Linked DNA regions of Homo sapiens: region 1 is linked to region 2. A link is a loop called in an ENCODE intact Hi-C map of the cell type or tissue named here. Cell type or tissue: CD4-positive, alpha-beta T cell. All regions are shown on one strand. Links, peaks and the distances in the headings refer to the core of each region. The heading gives the core; the rest is flanking DNA.

Region 1 (9,989 bases), core at 1,094-9,093, 110 kb after region 2:
CCTGCAAGTTATTTATGTAGCTAGTCCTGTCTATAGGTGGGGTTTTTTGTTGTTTTTTTGAGACAGAGTTTCACTCTGTCCCCCAGGCTGGAGTGCAGTGGTGCAATCTCGGCTCACTGAAACCTCCCCCTCCCAGGTTCAAGCGATTCTCGTCAGCCTCCCAAGTAGCTGGGACTACAGACACCTGCCACCACACCTGGCTAATTTTGTATTTTTAGTAGAGATGGGGTTTCACCATGTTGGCCAGGCTTGTCTTGAACTCCTGACCTCAGGTGATCCACCCACCTCTGAAGGGATGGGTTGCCCCTCCACACCTGTGAGTGTTTCTCTTAAGGTGGAATGAGAGACTTGGAAAAGAAAAAGACACAGAGACAAAGTATAGAGAAAGAAATAAGGGGACCCAGGGAACCAGCGTTCAGCATATGGAGGATCCGCGCCGTCTCTGAGTTCCCTTAGTATTTATTGATCATTCGTGGGTGTTTCTCTGAGAGGGGGATGTGTCATGGTCACAAGACAATAGTGGGGAGAGGGTCAGCAGACAAACACGTGAACAAAGGTCTTTGCATCATAGACAAGGTAAAGAATCAAGTGCTGTGCTTTTAGATATGCATACACATAAACATCTCAATGCTTTACAAAGCAGTATTGCTGCCTGCATGTCCCACCTCCAGCCCTAAGGCGTTTTCTTCCTATCTCAGTAGATGGAACGTACAATCGGGTTTTATACCGAGACATTCCATTGCCCAGGGACGGGCAGGAGACAGATGCCTTCCTCTTGTCTCAACTGCAAGAGGAATGCCTTCCTCTTATACTAATCCTCCTCAGCACAGACCCTTTACGGGTGTCGGGCTGGGGGACGGTCAGGTCTTTCCCTTCCCATGAGGCCATATTTCAGACTATCACATGGGGAGAAACCTTGGACAATACCTGGCTTTCCTAGGCAGAGGTCCCTGCGGCCTTCCGCAGTTTTTGTGTCCCTGGGTACTTGAGATTAGGGAGTGGTGATGACTCTTAAGGAGCATGCTGCCTTCAAGCATTTGTTTAACAAAGCACATCTTGCACAACCCTTAATCCATTTAACCCTGAGTTTGACACAGCACCTGTTTCAGAGAGCACGGGGTTGGGGGTAAGGTCATAGATTAACAGAATCTCAAGGCAGAAGAATTTTTCTTAGTACAGAACAAAATGGAGTCTCCTATGTCTACTTCTTTCTACACAGACACAGTAACAATCTGATCTCTCTTGCTTTTCCCCACATTTCCCCCTTTTCTTTTCGACAAAACCGCCATCGTCATCATGGCCCGTTCTCGATGGTCGCTGTCTCTTCGGAGCTGTTGGGTACACCTGCAGACTAACAACAGACAAAACAGGCACACAAGGATTAATATGAGATTTATAATCATAGTACTTCCGATGGTCTTAACCCAAGTGACAGGGTTAAGATTTGCGAGGCCATCAGCAACTCCTGCAATTGCCTCAGTTCCTGGCATCAAATTTAAATGGGCTTTTGATGCTTCGAAAATTTGTTATTTTAATTTGGAAATGTCTAAAGTGAGATTATCTTCTCTTCCCTGTAGATGGCGTCTAACCATGTCCCAGTGATGCTCAGACTCATTATAAATTTGGGGTGTAATACAAAAATCTGACGTATTCCAGTCACACTGTAACTGGAAACAATGTTCTAAGCTCATGAGTCTGTCTCCCATCCAAATGACAGTTTGTCTAAGATCATTAATTTGATTTGCCAATTTTTGATCAATACTAGATTGTGAATTCCACAATCTTGTAGAATTCTTTTGCCAATCATTAACAAAGTTTACCGACTGAACAGAAGAGTGCAATGCAACTCCTGCCACAGCAGCCGTAGCTGTGACTGCAATTAATCCCATAATCACTGCAATTAAGGTAAAAATGAATCTTTTGGATCTATTTAAAATGCCTTTTAATACTTCAGTCAAAATATGGATGGATGGCGAGGCCTCCCACGGTCAGTCCACGGACACAGAGATCCACACGCCCTCTCTTGCTCTCACCAGCAGAATACGGTGCCGCCAATTAAAAGTTGAATCAATGCAAGTAAACAATCTACAATTTTCACAGGTTATAGTTTGGGAGTCTGGTTTAATAACTATATTTCCTACAACTAGCATATAAGAGGGCTTTACGCAACTTTGTAAAGGAACCGTTAGACTGGAATTTAGGTCGATAGTATAAAATGGCTTACGATCTCTTGTTTCTAAAGTTTGATTTCCAGACCAAATTCTAATGTGGTGTCAGGCCAAAGCCTCCATAATTCTGGATGTTCAGGACCAGAAACAGGACTTATTATTTCTGGTCTTGGGGTAGAGATTCCTTTTTCTCCCCATTCCCAAGGGTAGAAAGACTGTAATTTTTTATGCTTATGTTTGTCTAGACTTTCTGTTAAGTCGCTATCAACAGCTGGACTCACTTGTGCACTTGGACACGACTGAGTTTGTCCTGAGCAATTGTGGTAGAATTGACCTCGAGGTGCCCAATCTATAATAGTTCCGAATTCATTGTTTTGTAATATCACCGCACTATTGGCCACACATTCTTCCCAAACTAAAACTTCTGTATTTTTTGATTCTTTGGGAATTTCCTTGGGGCAAGGTTTCCCTTTAGGTCTAAATTTTAATGATCTTTGATAAGAAAAGTCTTGTAAATAATTTACCCGTGGCCTGAGTGACATCCCGCTTACCATGTGATAAGTGAATCTACTGTTAGGACTGACAGTAGGTACTTCTACCAACCAATTTTGGACTGCAGGCATTAAACATCCTGGTGCTCTCCCTAGGCAAATAGGAGGATAACGATACACAATGGAAATATTTATCATCATCCCTTCTTCCTCAGGTTTGGCAGGGCAGCGATCATCTGTGGGGCCAGGTACCCATACACTATCATTAACATATACTTCTATAGGATTATCCATCCATGTGACTGGGGTTACCATCTCTGTGGAGGCCCTTTTCTTTGCATCTCCGATGGGTTCATTGTAGAACTTCAAATGTCTAGTGGGTATCCAAACAGGAAGCTGATTTTCTCCTGGTGAAACACAAGCAAAACCTCTCCCCCACGTTATCACCTTCCCTATTTCCCATGTCTTATTTTTATTATCTTTCCACCAAATTAGTTTTCCTTCATGTGGGCTGTGCTTTTTACCAGTAAGATGTTGTTTTGCAGAAGTAGTAGTCTGATTTCTATAAATGTTTAAAAAATTTAAAGTATAGAGTGCTAGATTAAGTTGCATCTGAGGAGTGGTACACTCCTTACTGTCTCCCCCTTCTTTTTGTTTAACTAATTGAGTTTTGAGTGTTCTATTAGTTCTTTCAACTATGGCCTGTCCTTGGGAATTATAAGGAATTCCTGTTGTATGTGAAATTTTCCACTGACTTAAGAATTTTTGGAAAGCTTTACTACAATATCCTGGTCCATTGTCAGTTTTGATTTTTTCTGGAACTCCCATTACAGCAAAACAAGATAATAAATGTTTTTTAACATGGGAAGTACTTTCTCCTGTTTGGCAAGTTGCCCATATGAAATGTGAATAAGTATCAACTGTTACATGAACATATGATAATCTTCCAAATGAAGGAACATGCGTGCCATCCATTTGCCATAACGCATTAGGACACAGACCTCTGGGATTAACTCCTGCCTCTTGAGTGGACAGGTGTAAGACTTGACACTGGGTGCAATGTTGTACAATATCTTTTGCCTGTTTCCATGTGACATCAAATTTGTTTTTTAATCCTGCTGCATTTACATGAGTCAAAGCAAGAAGTTCTTGTGCTTTTATGAATGCAGATGATACCAGTAAGTCAGCTTGTTCATTTGCTTTAGTCAAAGGCCCTGGTAAATTAGTGTGTGCTCGAATATGAGTAATATAAAATGGGAAATTTCTTTTTCTTACAGTTTGTTGTAATAAATTGAATAGCTGGTTTAAATGATCGTCCGTGCTATATTTAATTAGAGCTGTCTCAACATCCCTTGTAGCCTGTACTACATATGCAGAATCTGATATAATATTGATAGGTTGGTCAAAATCTTGTAACACTGTAATGACTGCAACCAACTCTGCTCTTTGAGCTGATTGATACGGAGTTTTGATTACTCGTTCTTTCGGCCCTGTGTAAGCCGCTTTTCCATTGCTGGAACCATCAGTAAATACTGTTAGAGCATTTTCTAAAGGTTCACGTCTGGTAATTTTAGGTAGAATCCAAGTAGTCAATTTTAAGAACTGGAAGATTTTTGTTTTTGGGTAATGATTATCAATAATTCCCAGAAAATTAGCAAGACCAATCTGCCATGCACCAGAACTGATAAAGGCTTGTCTAACTTGTTGCTTGTTGAAAGGAACAGTGATTTTATCTGGGTCATTTCCACACAATGTTATTATTCGTAATCTTCCCTGACCAATTAATGTAGCCATTTGATCCAAGTACAATGTAAAAGTCTTAATTGTACTATGAGGAAGGAAGGACCAATCCACAAGATCTGTGTTTTGAACAATGATGGCTGTTAGAGAATGTGCAGTACCAAAAATCAAAATTTGGAGTGGGGCCAAGTGATCCTATTTACTTGTGCTGACCGAATTTTTTTCTTCAATTAATTTAATTTCTTTAGTTGCCTCTGGAGGTAACATTCTTTCACTATTTAATTCCAAGTCCCCTCTTAAGAAAGAGAACAAAATTGACATGGCATAAGTAGGAATGCCTAGAGTTGGCCAAATCCAATTAATATCTCCGAATCCAATTAGTATCTCCTACCAACTTTTGAAACTCATTTAATGTTTTTAATGTGTCTTTTCTTATTTCTATTTTTTGTGGTTTAATTTTCCTTTCCTCTACCTGCATTCCCAAGTAATGGAAAGGAGGAGAGGTTTGAATCTTATCAGATGCTATTGTCAGTCCCGCGTTGGCAACCTCTGTCTGAGAAATGTGTAACGGTCAATTAATTTGTCTCTCGTTTCTGCAGCACACAAAATATCAACATAATGAACGATATAACAGTCTGAAAACTTGTCTCTAACTGGTTGCAGAGCTTGAGCTATGAAAGTCTGACAAATAGTTGAATTATTAAGCATTCCCTGAGGCAATACTTTCCACTGAAACCTGGTGGCTGGTTCTTTATTATTTAGGCTGGTATAGTAAAAGCAAATTTTTCAAAATCCTCTTTTGCCAGAGGAATGGTAAAAAAGCAATCCTTCAGATCAATTATAATTAAAGGGGACCATGGCTGGAGAGGGCAACCGGGATGGGAGAGCCCCCATGGGTTGAATTATGGCATTAATGGCTCTTAAGTCAGTTAGCATACGCCATCTGCCGGATTTTTTCTGAATTACAAACAGGAGAATTCCAAGGCGAAAATGAAGGCTCAATATGTCCTTTTTCTAACTGTTTCTTTGCTAATAAGTGTAAAGCCTCCAGTTTTTGTTTTGGAAGCGGCTACTGATTTACCATACAGTTTTTTTTTTTCCCCCCAAATTAATGGAATGGGTTTTGGAGGCTCTACAGTGACCGCTTCTAAAAAGGATGCCCTATTCCTTTTCTTTTTTTGATTTTTTTCAGCCTCAGTTGGGACTTTAATGCCATCTTCATTCTTTCCTAGTCCCTTTTTAGGGAGCTATCCCATTTTAGTCATGATTTTTTGATTCCTGGGGCTGTATAGGGAGGCTGGGATAGTAATCTCTGCATGCCATTGTTGTAACAAGTCTCGGCCCCATAAATTGATTGGAATAGAAGTGATCATAGGCTGAACCGTACTTTCTTGATTATCAGATCCTAGACAATGTAAAATCATGGCACTCTGATACACTTCTGAGGCGGTGCCTATGCCGATGATAGAAACATCAGCCTGGGTATCCACTAATCCTTCAAACTCTTTCCCTGAATAGTGACTGTACACACGGGTCTATCCTCTGAGACCTGATTAGCCCAATAAGTGGCTTTTCCTGCAGGGTTGGTACTTCCAAACCCTCCTGTTCTTTCCGTTTTGTTTTCCCCAATTTTAACATAAGGCAAAAGCAGTAATTGAGCAATTCTATCACCTGGATTGGCACTCCAGGGAACAGTGGAGCTGATCACTAACTGAATTCCCCCTTTATAATCTGAATAAATTACCCCAGTATGAATTTGGACTCCCTTCAAATTTAGACTTGATCACCCTAAAATAAGGCCTACCCTCCCTTCTGGCAGCGGGCCATATACCCCTCTAGGAATCTTTTGTGGGGGCTCTCCAGGGAGTAAAGAGACCATTTGGGTGGAACATAAATCTACTGTGGCGCTGCCTGCTGTGGCGCGGGACAGCTGTTGGATTGTTGTAATTGGCTGACTCCCTGAAGTGGTGGTATTTTCTGTAGGGGTTGTTGTCCTTGAAAACCCTGAGGAACAAACAGTTGAACTGGGAATGCCCCAGTTTGTTGGGGGGCCTGAGGCTGGCCCCTCTTCCTGTTTCCCGACAATGGTTGCCCATCTTTATCAAATTTAGAATGACATTGATTGGCCCAATGTTTTCCTTTTCCACATTTTGGACACAGGCCAGATGGCTTTTTATTTTTTGCTGTAATAGCTTGATTTATTATATTCTGTTTATTTAAGACTGGGCAACTCCTTTTCAGATGACCGATTTGACCACAATTATAACATTTTTTCCCAAATGTTCTAACTTGTCCTCCTAGAGTGAGCCCCCTCATTGCTTGAGCCATTAGCATTGCCTTATGCATAGCTCCTCCAATCCCATCACAAGCCTTCACATATTCTGTAATTACATCAACTCCTGCTGGAACTTTTCCTTTTAATGGCTTTATGGCCGACTGACATTCTGGATTTGCATTTTCATAGGCCATTAATTCTACAATAACTTTTCGGGCATTGTCATCTGTAATAGACTTTTGAGCAGCATCTTGTAATCTTGCCACAAAGTCAGGATATGGCTCTTTAGAGCCTTGTCTAATTGAATTAATAGGGAAAGCTGTTCCTGGGTCCTGAATTTTTCCCCAGGCCCTGAGGCAAATAGCCCTTACTTGTTCAATAGCCTCATTCTGCATCACTGATTGTTGGTTAATGGTGCTCCAATTTGGACCTGTTCCTAACAATTGGTCTGCGTCTATATTAACAGTGGGCTTAGTAGCCTGATTTTTTCGTACCTGTTCTTGTACTCCATCAATCCACCAGGTTTTAAACTGTAGATACTGAGAGGATGAAAGGGAAGATTTGGCCAAACTTTCCCAGTCATAAGGAGTAAGTCTATTTCCATGAGCAATGGAATCTAATAATGTTCTTATATAAGGGGAGTTGGATCCATATTGTTTAACTCCTTCCTTTATATCTTTTAACATTTTCATGGTGAAAGGTTCACATCTAGTCTCAGCTCGGGCAGGCGCTCCTACTTGAGTCTCTTCCCCGGCCTGTACCAGTTGTAAAATTACCAGGAACCGCCATGCCTCAAGATCTCCCTGTTTTCTGGCTTCATCAATGACTGCGTGCAGTGTACCACCTTGTCCACTACGTGATGCTGTAGGATTAAGTCTCACAGTGGGCGGCTGAGGATATGGCGCCCTGCCCTGTAGTGCTGGGGGCATTCCTGGATATCCATACTGACTTTCTGGGGGTGGCAGATACTGAAGTTCAGCCGGCGGCCAGTATTGATAAGCTACTGGCGGTTGGGTCTTATTTTCTTTAACCTGCGTTTGAGGTTGTAATGTTACGGGCACCTGACCTGCTGGAAGAGGACTTGGCCCTCGTGGTTTAGACTCTGATGGCCCCACTAATTCTGGACCTTTTCCTTCTAATTTTAACGTTTCAGGATATATCACCCCCTGTAATTGATTATAGTCAACATTTTGCGTTGACTGAGCCATTACTGGCTCTGTTACATATTCGCAATGTAAACTTTCTGTTTCTTTCTGGGATTTTCTCCCTGTCTTTTCATTACAATCTATTACACAGCTTCCAGGGGCATCAGAAACTGAAACGCTATCTTCTTTTGTTTGAAATGGTTCTAAAGCTGCTTTAATAATGGCCCAATCATTCCATACTGTAAGTGGAATGATATTACCCTTTCTACCTGCTTGTTTTAGTTCCTCGCCAATTCTTTTCCAATCTTTTAGATCTAAAGTTCCTTGTTCTGGAAACCATGGGCAAAATTGTTCTATTATTTGAAATAGCTTGATTAGATTTTTTGTAGATACTCTAACTCCCCCTCTTTTTAAAAGAATTTTAATAAAGCTGAGATAAGAGGCATATTTACTTTTAGTTTTACTTTTAGTTTGCCCCATTATCACCCTAGCTTCTTCCGAGCGCACAAGCTTACCGCAAGGCTGACTGTAGATGTACTCGGGATCTCTCGTCAACTTGTCCTCAATGACCACGCTCGAGCGTACCTTCACCCTAGAGAAAAGCCTCCACGTTGGGCACCAGATGAAGGGGTGGGTTGCCCCTCCACACCTGTGGGTGTTTCTCGTAAGGTGGAACGAGAGACTTGGAAAAGAAAAAGACACAAAGTATAGAGAAAGAAATAAGGGGACCCAGGGAACCAGCGTTCAGCATATGGAGGATCCGCGCCGTCTCTGAGTTCCCTTAGTATTTATTGATCATTCGTGGGTGTTTCTCTGAGAGGGGGATGTGTCATGGTCACAAGACAATAGTGGGGAGAGGGTCAGCAGACAAACACGTGAACAAAGGTCTTTGCATCACAGACAAGGTAAAGAATCAAGTGCTGTGCTTTTAGATATGCATACACATAAACATCTCAATGCTTTACAAAGCAGTATTGCTGCCGGCTTGTCCCACACCTCCAGCCCTAAGGCGTTTTCTTCCTATCTCAGTAGATGGAACGTACAATCAATCGGGTTTTATACCGAGACATTCCATTGCCCAGGGACGGGCAGGAGACAGATGCCTTCCTCTTGTCTCAACTGCAAGAGGCATGCCTTCCTCTTACACTAATCCTCCTCAGCACAGACCCTTTACGGGTGTCAGGCTGGGGGACGGTCAGGTCTTTCCCTTCCCACGAGGCCATATTTCAGACTATCACATGGGGAGAAACCTTGGACAATACCTTGCTTTCCTAGGCAGAGGTCTCTGCGGCCTTCCGCAGTGTTTGTGTCCCTGGGTACTTGAGATTAGGGAGTGGTGATGACTCTTAAGGACCATGCTGCCTTCAAGCATTTGTTTAACAAAGCACATCTTGCACAACCCTTAATCCATTTAACCCTGAGTTTGACACAGCACCTGTTTCAGAGAGCACGGGGTTGGGGGTAAGGTCATAGATTAACAGAATCTCAAGGCAGAAGAATTTTTCTTAGTACAGAACAAAATGGAGTCTCCTATGTCTACTTCTTTCTACACAGACACAGTAACAATCTGATCTCTCTTGCTTTTCCCCACAACCTCAGCCTCTCAGAGTGCTGGGATTACAGGCATGAGCCACCGCGCCCAGCCTCCCTTTTAAAGCACTTTCTGAAGTCAAGCCTGATTCAGGATTGCAAGCCTGCAGAGAACTATGGTGGTAAAGCCTAAAAAGATAGAATCCTTCCCACACCTGAGAAGGCAGTATTTTTAGAAGGAAACAACAGAATCACACTTAAGTCACTGCAAAGGCATTCATGTTTATACATTTCTGAAACTGTCTTACTTGAACTTTATGTGGCTTTTAGCACTGTCAAAATGCTTCCATAAGCTTCTATGAGGTTACTGTTATGGATCTCTATCTTCTTTGACCTCATCTGCTCAGCCTCCTTCAATTGATTATTTTCCTCCATTCACCTATCCTTTAAATATTAGTATTTCCTGATTCTTTTTCTTTTTTCTTTTCTTTTCTTTTTTTTTTTTTTTTGAGATGGAGTCTCACTCTGTCACCCAGTCTGGAGTGCAGTTGTGTGACCTCACCTCACTGCAACCTCCAACTCCCTGGTTTAAGTCATTCTCCTGCCACAGTCTCCTGAGTAGCTGGGATTATAGGCACCT
Region 2 (9,989 bases), core at 732-8,731:
AAACTTTCTTGCTCAGCCCCACCAGCCAGGGTTTCTGTTTCAGTCATCTGAGATAGGACCTGAGAATTTGCAATTCTATCAGGTTGCCTGGTAATGCTGATGCCACTGATCCACAGACCACACTTTGAGAAGAGCTGCTATTCTCCAACCCAATGTTATTTTAAACATTTCCATGATAATTTTACCCATATCTCTAGAGCAGCAATGTCCAACACAACTTTTTGTGATGATTTAAACATTTCCATGATAATTTTACCCATATCTCTAGAGCAGCAATGTCCAACACAACTTTTTGAGATGATGGATAAATTCTACATAAAATGCTGTCTACATATAGTTATTGGGCATGTGTGATTAAATAACTAGATTTTGAATTTTATTTAATCTTAATTGATTTAAATTTGAATCACTACAAGTGACTAGTTGCTATCATATTGGACAAGGTTGTTCAAAAGACTCTTGAGGAGCCAAACAGAAGAGGGCTGGCAAGAGAAGAAAACTTTTACATGAGCTTAAATAGCAAAACTCGGCCGTGCACATGTCTGTAATCCCAGCACTTTGGGAGGCCAAGGTGGGAGGATTGCTTGAGCTCAAGAATTCAAGACCATCCTGGGCAACATGGCAAAAATTTGTCTCTGCAAAAAAAAAATGCAAAAATCAGCCAGGTGTGGTGGTGTGTGCCTGTAGTCCCAGCTACTCGGGAGGCTGAGATGGGAGGATCAATTGAGCCTAGGAGATCAAGGCTGCAGTGAGTAAAGATTGCGCCACTGCACTCCAGCCTAGGTAACAGAGCAAGACCCTGTCTCAAAAAAATAAAAATAAAATAACAATAAATAGCAAAACTCAGAATTATGCACATAAGATCTGATTTTTTTAATCAAACAGTACTTTTAATATTTTCAATTGTGCCCAGAAGTAACTATGGCATATAAGTTTTTGCAACATAAATGAAACGACAGAGCCTCAACCCAGTTAGTAAGAAAAACAACAAATCATCAAGCTTATTCTTTTTTTTACCTTTTATTCTCCTGGGAATCACAGTTACCCAATCAGGTCCACTGGAGTTGACTGGCATTTTGATATTGACACCACTTTAAGAGGAATAAAAAAGCACAAGCTCAGGTTCAGGAACATTTATTTTCAGATATATGTCTTTATTGGCAAATGATAAAATGACTAATTTCACGGAGCCTTATTATGATGAAATATACTTATGAATGTTAACCAACACAAAATAATAAACTGGGTCTCTTGTAGTAAGCAGGTTTTATGTACATAAAAACTGAAAAGAAATTAAATTGATTCTTAAATTTCACTCCACTGTATACTGCTAAGAGTGCAAACTCCAAAATGACCAATTCTGGTTTGAATTATGTACTCCCCTTGGACTCAGAGAATGGCTCACACTGACAAGAATGTCTATTTTGTCATTACTTAGTTTTCAGGCTGCAAGTATACGCTGCATTAAGTCATGTATCAGATTCCTCAGGCCTTTTCCAGATCTGACAGGAGTCCTAGTGGGGACACTTGCCCCCCAGATACTTACTCATGCAGTACTTTGCTCATCATTACCAGGACTCTTTAGTGTCTGTTCCCCTTACTAAAACATGTACTACTCAAGGGAGGCAGCAGGGGAAAAAAATAAAATAAAATAAAACATATACTACTCGAAGATAAGGGTGGTGCCTCATTCATCTTTGTATCCTAGCACAGGCCCTGGTCTAGAGTCCACACTCAGTAAATATTTTTGGAGGGCTGCATTAAAACATGGGGGAGGGTGGAGGTAAGGAGAAAAGCACTCGAAATCCGGGGCAACTATTCCAGAAACTGAGTCACAATAAAACTAGGTCTCTTGTACTTAGACCAAAAACAAAAACATAAAATGTTAACTTCTCAAATTCTTGATATGGGAATGTGCAGTCATTTTTTATTATTTCATCAATTTCAGAAAAAACTGTTTATTCAACAAATAATTCTTAAGCTTCTTAAGCCAGGTACTGTCCTAGAATCCAGGGCTACTACAGTAAGCAAAACACACAGCATCTCCTTCTTCATGGAGCTGACATGGAGACAGACAAAAAACAAGTAATGAAGGAAGTGTACAGGCCTGGCCACATTACAGCATAATCAAATTTCATAGCTTAAATAAAGTGATTTTTAAGAGAGCACATATAAACTACTTTCATGAGTTTAGACTTTTATGGTAAGAAAAAAATATACAATTTACTTGTCTATAGTTATAATAATTATATAATTATTATTGTACAATAATAATTTTCTTACAAAAACATAATTTCCTGTAAAAATATTTGCAGGAAAACTTCTTCTATAATTTTCCTGCCAAAATATTTAGCCTCAATCTAATCACATGGAAAGTGAAAACAATAAAGCAAATCCAAAGCAGACTGGGCGTGGTGGCTTACGCCTGTAATCCCAGCACTTTGGGAGGCCAAGACGGGCAGATATCCTTGAGGCCAGGAGTCTGAGACCAGCCTGGCCAACATGGCAAAACTCCATCTCTACTAAAAATACAAAAATTAGCCAGCTATGGTGGTGCGTGCCTAGTACTCCCAGCTACTTGGGAGGGTGAGGCACAAGAATCACTTGACCCCAGGAAGTCAAGTGAGCTGAAGGTTACAGTGAGCTGAGATCACTGCACCGCACCCCAGCCTGGATGACAAAGCGACACCCTATCTCAAAAAAAAAAAAAAGGACATTCTACAAAACAGCAACATCAAAATTGCCAATGTTGTACAAAACAAAATAGGCTAAAGAATTCTTTTGGATTAAAGAGATAACCAAACACACTGAGTAAGCATAGATTAGATTAGTTAAAATTAAAAAGATAGCTACAGAAGTCATTATTGGGACAACTGAAGAAACTTGAATATCTAATATGAACTGCATATTAAATAACAGTACTATAACAATGATAAATGTCCCAAATGTGATCATTATGGTTATATGTTAGAGAAAGTCCATTTTCTTAGGAGAGGCATATTTATGGAGTGCAGTGCCATGATGTCTGCAACATACTCTCAGGTGGTTCAGGGGAAAAAATTATACACAGATACATATAAACACAAAGAAAGATAAAGCAAAATGTGTCAAAACAATAATAGTGAATCTAAGTTAAAGGTATATGAGTTCATTGTTATTATTCCTGCAATGTTTCTAAAGATTCAATTTTTTAAACACAAAGTTAGAAAGAAAAAAGTAGCAATCATGCTAAAATAAAAGGGAAATGTTGTAGGTGATAAGCCCATTCTTTCAAAAGGCCTTCCCTTATATTAATAGGATCTTTAAGGAAACCCCTGTTGTCCTTTCCAAAAGTAACACTTTTATTCCCTTATAGATAAAGAACAAAGATGACATATTTTAATTGTTCAACTGTCATTTAGGGAACCAAATACCAAGGCTAAGCTTCTTAATTCTTTCTGGTTTAAGTAAGGTTATGAGCTACCAAGGAAGAGAAGTAAAAAAGGATATCAGCTCAACATATTTGGGCCATGAGCTCAAAACAGTATACCCAAAGATCCCCCAAAAAATCAATTTCAATCTTTTTCTTTTTCTTTTCAGATGGCCTTATGCAATATTTCAGAACTTTAACAGAATAAAGGGTGGAAAATGAAAATCAATTATGAGAACTCTGTCAAATGTTTGCTTTCCAAAAACTTACACCACCTCAGACATTGTTTTCTCAGCAAACTTCCAGGTAAATAAAATTCCGCAATTATTCTACAACAATGTACCATCAACCAGCCTCACCCAGGATATGCAAGGAAGGGCAGGGACAAACACATTATTTTATCCTTGTGGGTTCACGGGTGCTTTTTTGTTTTTAATGGTAGAATTTATAGTCAGAAATACTTTTAAGTTTTACACTAATTTAGTTCTCTAAACTTTCTCTATTTTCCACCTGGAATTTGCGTAAATTACTATGTTTCTTCCTCTTTGCTAGGCCACTAAGTAGACTGACAACGTAACTCTATAGGGCAATTATAGTTAACAATCATTTACTATATATTTCAAAACAATTATGACAGTGGAATTGGAATGTTCCCAACACAAAGAAATGATAAATGCTTTAGGCAATGGATACTCCAATTACCCTGATTTGATCATTACATATTATATGCTTGTATCAAAATATCACATCTACCTCAAAAATATGTGCAACTAGGATGTATCCATAATAACTTAAAAATCTAAAAACACAACTCTAACGGGGTATGGTGGCTCACATCTGTAATTCCAGCCCTTTGGGAGGACAAAGCAGGAGGACTACTTGAGCCCAGGGGTTCAAGACCAGCCTGGGCAACATAGTGAAACCACATTTCTACAAAACATACAAAAATTAGCTGGGTGTGGTGGCGCACACCTGTAGTCCGAACTACTCGGGAGGCTGAGGTGGGAGAATCCGTCGAACCCGGGACGTTGAGGCTGCAGCAAGCTGCAATCATGCCACTGCACTCCAGCCTGGATGACAAAGTGAGACCCTGTTGCAAAACAAACAAACAAACCAACCCTCTAAAATAGGGTAATTGAGTAGTCTTCATATATAGGCAAAAAAGTACACAGAAATAAAATAATCTGCTCAGTCACTAATAAATAGCATGTCTGAAACCTGAACCCACGAATAAAATGAAAAATTTTGTTTTGGTTTTGTTTTGAGGAGTTGTGAAATTTAATTTTGTTTTCATTTTGTACTGAGCCATAGAAAATACTAGTCTTCTCAGCAGTACAGTAAACACTGTACATTGAGTAGTGCTCCCTCTGCTGGCCTTCTAAAAGTATGGCATGAACCCACTACATATGTACATAATCTGGTATGACCAAAAGCTGACTTCAGGGTGGAAAACTGAAGAGTTTTATTTTAGGAGCTCCTACAAACCACATACTTTATGGTAGCAACTTTTCTCCCATACGGTAATGAGTGGACATAAAGTATGAAATTTTTAGGGTGCCCAGATATCCTTAACAAAAATACCTCCCTTTTATCCAACAAAAAAATTCTCTCTACCAAGGAATGTTTAAAAACAATATATTTCACTAAAAAGTAAAAAACATGTATACATTCTTTCAAACAATTGTACTTTTTGTTGAGACAGGGTCTCACTCTGTTGTCCAGGCTGTAGTGCAATTGTGATCACAGCTCACTGCAACCTCAAACTCCTGGGCTCCAGCCTTCCTCCCACCTCAGCCTCCCAAAGTGCTGGGACTACAGTCATGAGCCACCACGCTTGGCCAGCATGGTACTTTTTAACCATGTAGCTTTTATAATTTTTTATTTCTTAGTGATGTTATGGAATGTTGAAGAAAACACAAATTTTAATTCATACTGGTTCCATATTCCTTTCTGCACATTATTCCATGTATTTCTCATCATGCTGAAAATATTTTAAGCTTACATTTGAAATAGAAATTTGAACACAATACTGCAATAATTTCAACAACTATTTAGCTTAAAAAATATAGTTTTCTGTGGTATTCCTGACTTCCTATGCTTATTAAGTCAACCCAGCAATGTTGCCATATTCATAGTTTTTTAATCAGTAGGTTCAAATGATTTTAAAAACTGTTATTATGTTACTTTTTAAAGTTTCAGTTCATTAGATACAAAGATAAAACACCAGCCTGACTACCAGCCCTACCAGCCCTGTTCTTGGATTATTTTTTTCTTTACATAAAATAGATGGGGTCTTGCTATGTTGCCCAGGCTGGTCTCAAACTCCTGGGCTCAAGCGATCCTCCCGTTTCAGCCTCCCAAAGTGCTGGGATTACAAGCATGAGTCACCACATCTGACCCTTAGATAACTTCTATCTGTTCTGTGAATAAGGGATTTTACTTACACAGCTACTGTGTAAACATGCTATGTGGTTCTAAAGGAAAACACAGATATGAGGGTAAAGAACAAAAATTCAAGGGTAAAAGGTCTTTAATTTGGACTCAGATAAGCATTAAGCTTCATTTTTAAAACACTAATGAAAAATACAAATCTATGTTTTTTTTTTTATTCACTACCTCTTCTGTATTGGGCCAAGTTGAGAGAGAGGTAAGAAACACATACCGAATACCAGAAAGTCTCCTAAATGGGACAAGGACAGTGGAAAAGAACTCTTCAAATCATCCCCAAGAAAAAGCAGTACATACCTCTGGAAGAAAGCACTCTCTGCAGCGGTTAGGAGACCTTTCAGGTATCCACCTTTGAAATGGGTAATTCTGCTGCTGCAAGGGAGCTTCTTTGGTTTGAAGCAGAACCAGGGCTCCCCAGTGTAGAGGTCTGTAAAGTTACACAGGGGCAGATTCCCAGGAAGACACACGTTGCACTCAGTAGTTTCAGAAATTCTTCCTGAACGGAAGAGACTCTTGAAATAGACCCTGTCTGGTTTATCTTCCTGTAAGCGCTGAAGAACTCTGATCCCTTCACTGGGGTGGACCAGAGATACGGATACTTTAACTTTGCCTGGCCATAGCAAAGTAAAGAAAACCTTGTAAAACCCATTCTGGTAATCCACCACCCTGCCCACAGCCCCAGCCTGCAGCTTGAGGGAGTGAATTCTGGCCTGCAGGTAGTCTCCACCATACTTCTTGGGCTTTCTTTGAAAATCCTGCACATGAACCAGCACCTCAAGCTGGCTTCCCACCTTAAAGAAGGCAGCAGAGTTCAAGATGACAAAGTAGCTGGAAGAAGGGTCAGTGCTCTTCACAAAGGGGACTGGGCCCACATCAGGAACCTGCCGGTGCAAGGCAGCCAGCAAGGAGTCCTCCTCCATGCGCTCCTGGCTGGACAGGGTCTGCTGATCATAGCCACAGTAGGGATTTCGGCTAATTCCTGTCACCTGGGAGGAAACAAACTGTCCACTGCTGTCGATGAAAGTGGCTGAAACAGTCTCATGGTCCAAGTACTGAAGAAGAAGACACAAACAACAGAAATTACCACTATAATAGGTCTCTGTATTTTGGCATAAATTCAGAGGGCTCCCCACACTTCTGTGAGTTTTAGCTCCAGGAGCTCAATCAGATTCTCACAGTGAATATCAAAGAAAAATCCCCTTGGGCTTCCGGGAAGAGAAAGGGAAAAGGACCCATTTTGAAGTATGCAGAGCACTGTGTTGTTCTTAACAAAGCTGCCCCTCAAGAGAAACCACTTTATCAGAACCTAGCCTATTGGAGTTTTATCAGAGCCTAACCAACTTGAGAGAAGGGAAATATCCAACTCCAGCCCACTCGAGCCACCCAGTCCAACCTAAGATGGAGAAACACCAAGAAAAAAGTAAAGGAATGGAGAAAGATATACCATGCTAACACTAATCCAAAGAAACCAGTAGTAGTTATATTAATTTCAGACAGAGCAGATTTCAAAGCAAGGAAGGTTAGCAAAGATAAAGAGGGTCATTACATAATAATAAAGGAGTCAATTCTCCAAAAAAAAAAACAACCCTTAACATGTATGTACCTAACCAATGAGTATCAAAACATGTGAGGCAAAAACTAATGGAGAAATAGATGAATCTACATTATAGTCTGAAACTTCAACAATCCTCTATCAGAAATACACAGATCCAGCAGGCAGAAAATCGGTAAGGACATAGTTGAATTCAACAGCACCATCAATAAACTGGATATAGTTGACATCTGTAAACTACTTCATATCAAGCTCACATGGAACATTCACCAAAACGGACCACATTTTGGGCCATAAAATACACCTTAAAAATTTTTTAAAATAAAAATCATACAGTGTCTTCTCTTAAGCCATAATGAAATTAAACTAGAAATCAATAATAGAAAGAGAGCTGGAAAAATCCCAAAATGGTATACAAATGGGTAACATACAAAATCTCATGAGAAATTTAAAAATATGTTAACTAGGTGAAGGTGAAAATATAATTCATTAAACACTATAGAATGAAGCAAGAGAAGTGCTTAGAGGGAAATTCATAGTACTATACATATTTTAGGAAAGAAAAACAACCTAAAATCAGTAATTTAACCTTACATCTTAGCAAACTAGAAAAAGAAGAGCAAACAATATCCAAAATAAGCAGAAGAAAAATAATAAACATGATAGCAGAAATCAATGAACTTGAAAACAGGAAATCAATAAAGAAAAATCAATGAAACCCAAAGCTGGTTTTTTAAAAGATTGATAAAATTGATAAGCCCTCTACCCAGGCTAAGAAAAAAAGAGGGAGGACACAAATTATTAATATCAGAAATGAAAGAGAAGCCATCACTACAGATCCCATGGACATTAAAGGAATAAAGGAATATTATGAACAATTCTATGCCCATAAATTTGATAACCCAGATGAAATGGACCAATTCCTTGAAGGATACAATCCATAAAGAATGCACCTAATGATGCAAAAGTAATATTATAACTAGTGGAAATCAAATATAAAAGAATGAAGTAGGCCAGATGCGGTGGCTCACACCTGTAATCCCAGCACTTTGGGAGGCCGAGGCAGATGGATCACAAGGTCAGGAGTTCAAGACCAGCCTGGCCAACATGCTGAAACCCCATCTCTACTAAAAATACAAAAATTAGCTGAGTGTGGTGGCAGGCGCCTGTAATCCCAACTACTCGGAAGGCTGAGGGAGAGAACTGCTTGAACCCAGGAGGCAGAGGTTGCAGTGAGCCAAGATCGCGCCACTGCACTCCAGGCTGGGCGACAGAATGAGACTCCATCTCAAAAAAATAATAACAAATAAATAAATAAGAATGAGTAGGGCTTTCTTCATCACTTAGAGCAGGAAGTTAAGATATATTATGCTGTTGGGGAAATAAAAGGACTAGATACATTATTTAATGTTATATATAGAAATAAAATTAATTTTACAAATTGTGGAAGGAGAATGAAGCAGAGGCCTCATCTTTCATTATGTTAACAGTAGTAGATCAGGTGCAGTGGCTCATGCCTGTAATTCCAACACTTCGGGAGGCTGAAGCAGAAGAACTGCTTGAGGCCAGGAGTTCAAGACCAACCTGGGAAACATAGCAAGACCCCCATCTCTACAAGAATTTTTTTTTAAAGTTAGCCAAGCGTGGTGGCATATGCCTGTAGTCCTAGCTACACGGAAGGCTGAGCTGGGAAGATCACTGAACCCAGGAGCTCCAGGTTGTAGTGAGCTATGATCACACCATGGAACTCCAGCCAGAGCAACAGAGCAAGACCTTGTCTCTAACAAATAAATAAATAAATATAAATTAAAACTGGGCTGGGCACAGTGGCTCACGCCTGTAATCCTAGCACTTTGGGAGGCAGAGGTGGACAGATCGGGATCGTTTGAGCTCAAGAGTTCGAGACTAGTCTGGGCAACATGGTGAAACCCTGTCTCTACTAAAAATACAAAAATTTAGCTGGGTGTGGTGGTACACACCTGTAATCTCAGCTACTCAGGAGGCTGAAGCACGAGAATTGCTTGAACCCAGGAGGCAGAGGTTGCAGTACGCTGAGATTGTGCCACTGCACTCCAGCCTGGACAACAGAACAAGACTTTGTCTCAAAAACTTTAAAAGAAAAAAAAAAAAAATATATATATATATATAGACACACATATATATACATTATATATATAGACATATATCTACATACATATATACATACATATATACACATACATATATATGTGTATATATATGAGGATTGCTTGAGCCCAGGAGTTAGAGGTTACAGTGAACAATGACTGTGCCACCGCACTCTAGCCTGGGCAACAGAGTGAGACCCTGTGCTTAAAAGAAAGAAAAATTAAAAAACAGCAGTAGCAGAAACAGCCAACATTTATTGTGATCACTTATGTGCTGGATACTCTTGTAAACAGTTTACATGAATCTTTAAATTCAATGTTCAAATTATCACATGTGGTAAGTCCTGTTATTATGTCCATTTTAGAGACAAGGAAACTGAGGCAAAGAATAGCTTAATAAGCCAAAAAACACATGAAAAAATGCTCATCATCACTGGCCATCAGAGAAATGCAA

Evidence for each region. Peaks named below come from ENCODE experiments on the same cell type or tissue, not always from the same donor. Only the 100,000 strongest peaks of a DNase experiment are listed, where the experiment ranks them.
Region 1: it touches region 2 in a loop (4-fold over the local background); 24 of 110 quality-filtered maps call a loop at or near these places.

Annotation. Positions count from the first base shown.
Region 1 is chr3:101,691,315-101,701,303 of GRCh38, reverse strand. It overlaps LOC124906262 (endogenous retrovirus group K member 5 Gag polyprotein), which reads right to left. Exons shown (of 3, transcript XM_047449415.1): 3 at 1-8,411. The coding sequence ends at 6,296. Among named protein-coding and RNA genes, the nearest start is that of RPL24, 9.6 kb to the right of the region's middle. RefSeq lists enhancers at 1-285, 1,046-1,805. In CD4-positive, alpha-beta T cell, for the core only: CTCF peaks have their summits at 5,117, 5,316 and 7,549; DNase peaks (open chromatin) are centred at 5,323 and 7,533.
Region 2 is chr3:101,798,155-101,808,143 of GRCh38, reverse strand. NXPE3 (neurexophilin and PC-esterase domain family member 3) reads right to left here. Exons shown (of 8, transcript NM_145037.4): 5 at 6,155-6,909; 6 at 1,018-1,091. Among named protein-coding and RNA genes, the nearest start is that of NXPE3, 24 kb to the right of the region's middle. In CD4-positive, alpha-beta T cell, for the core only: CTCF peaks have their summits at 4,574 and 4,779 (motif pointing left); a DNase peak (open chromatin) is centred at 4,773.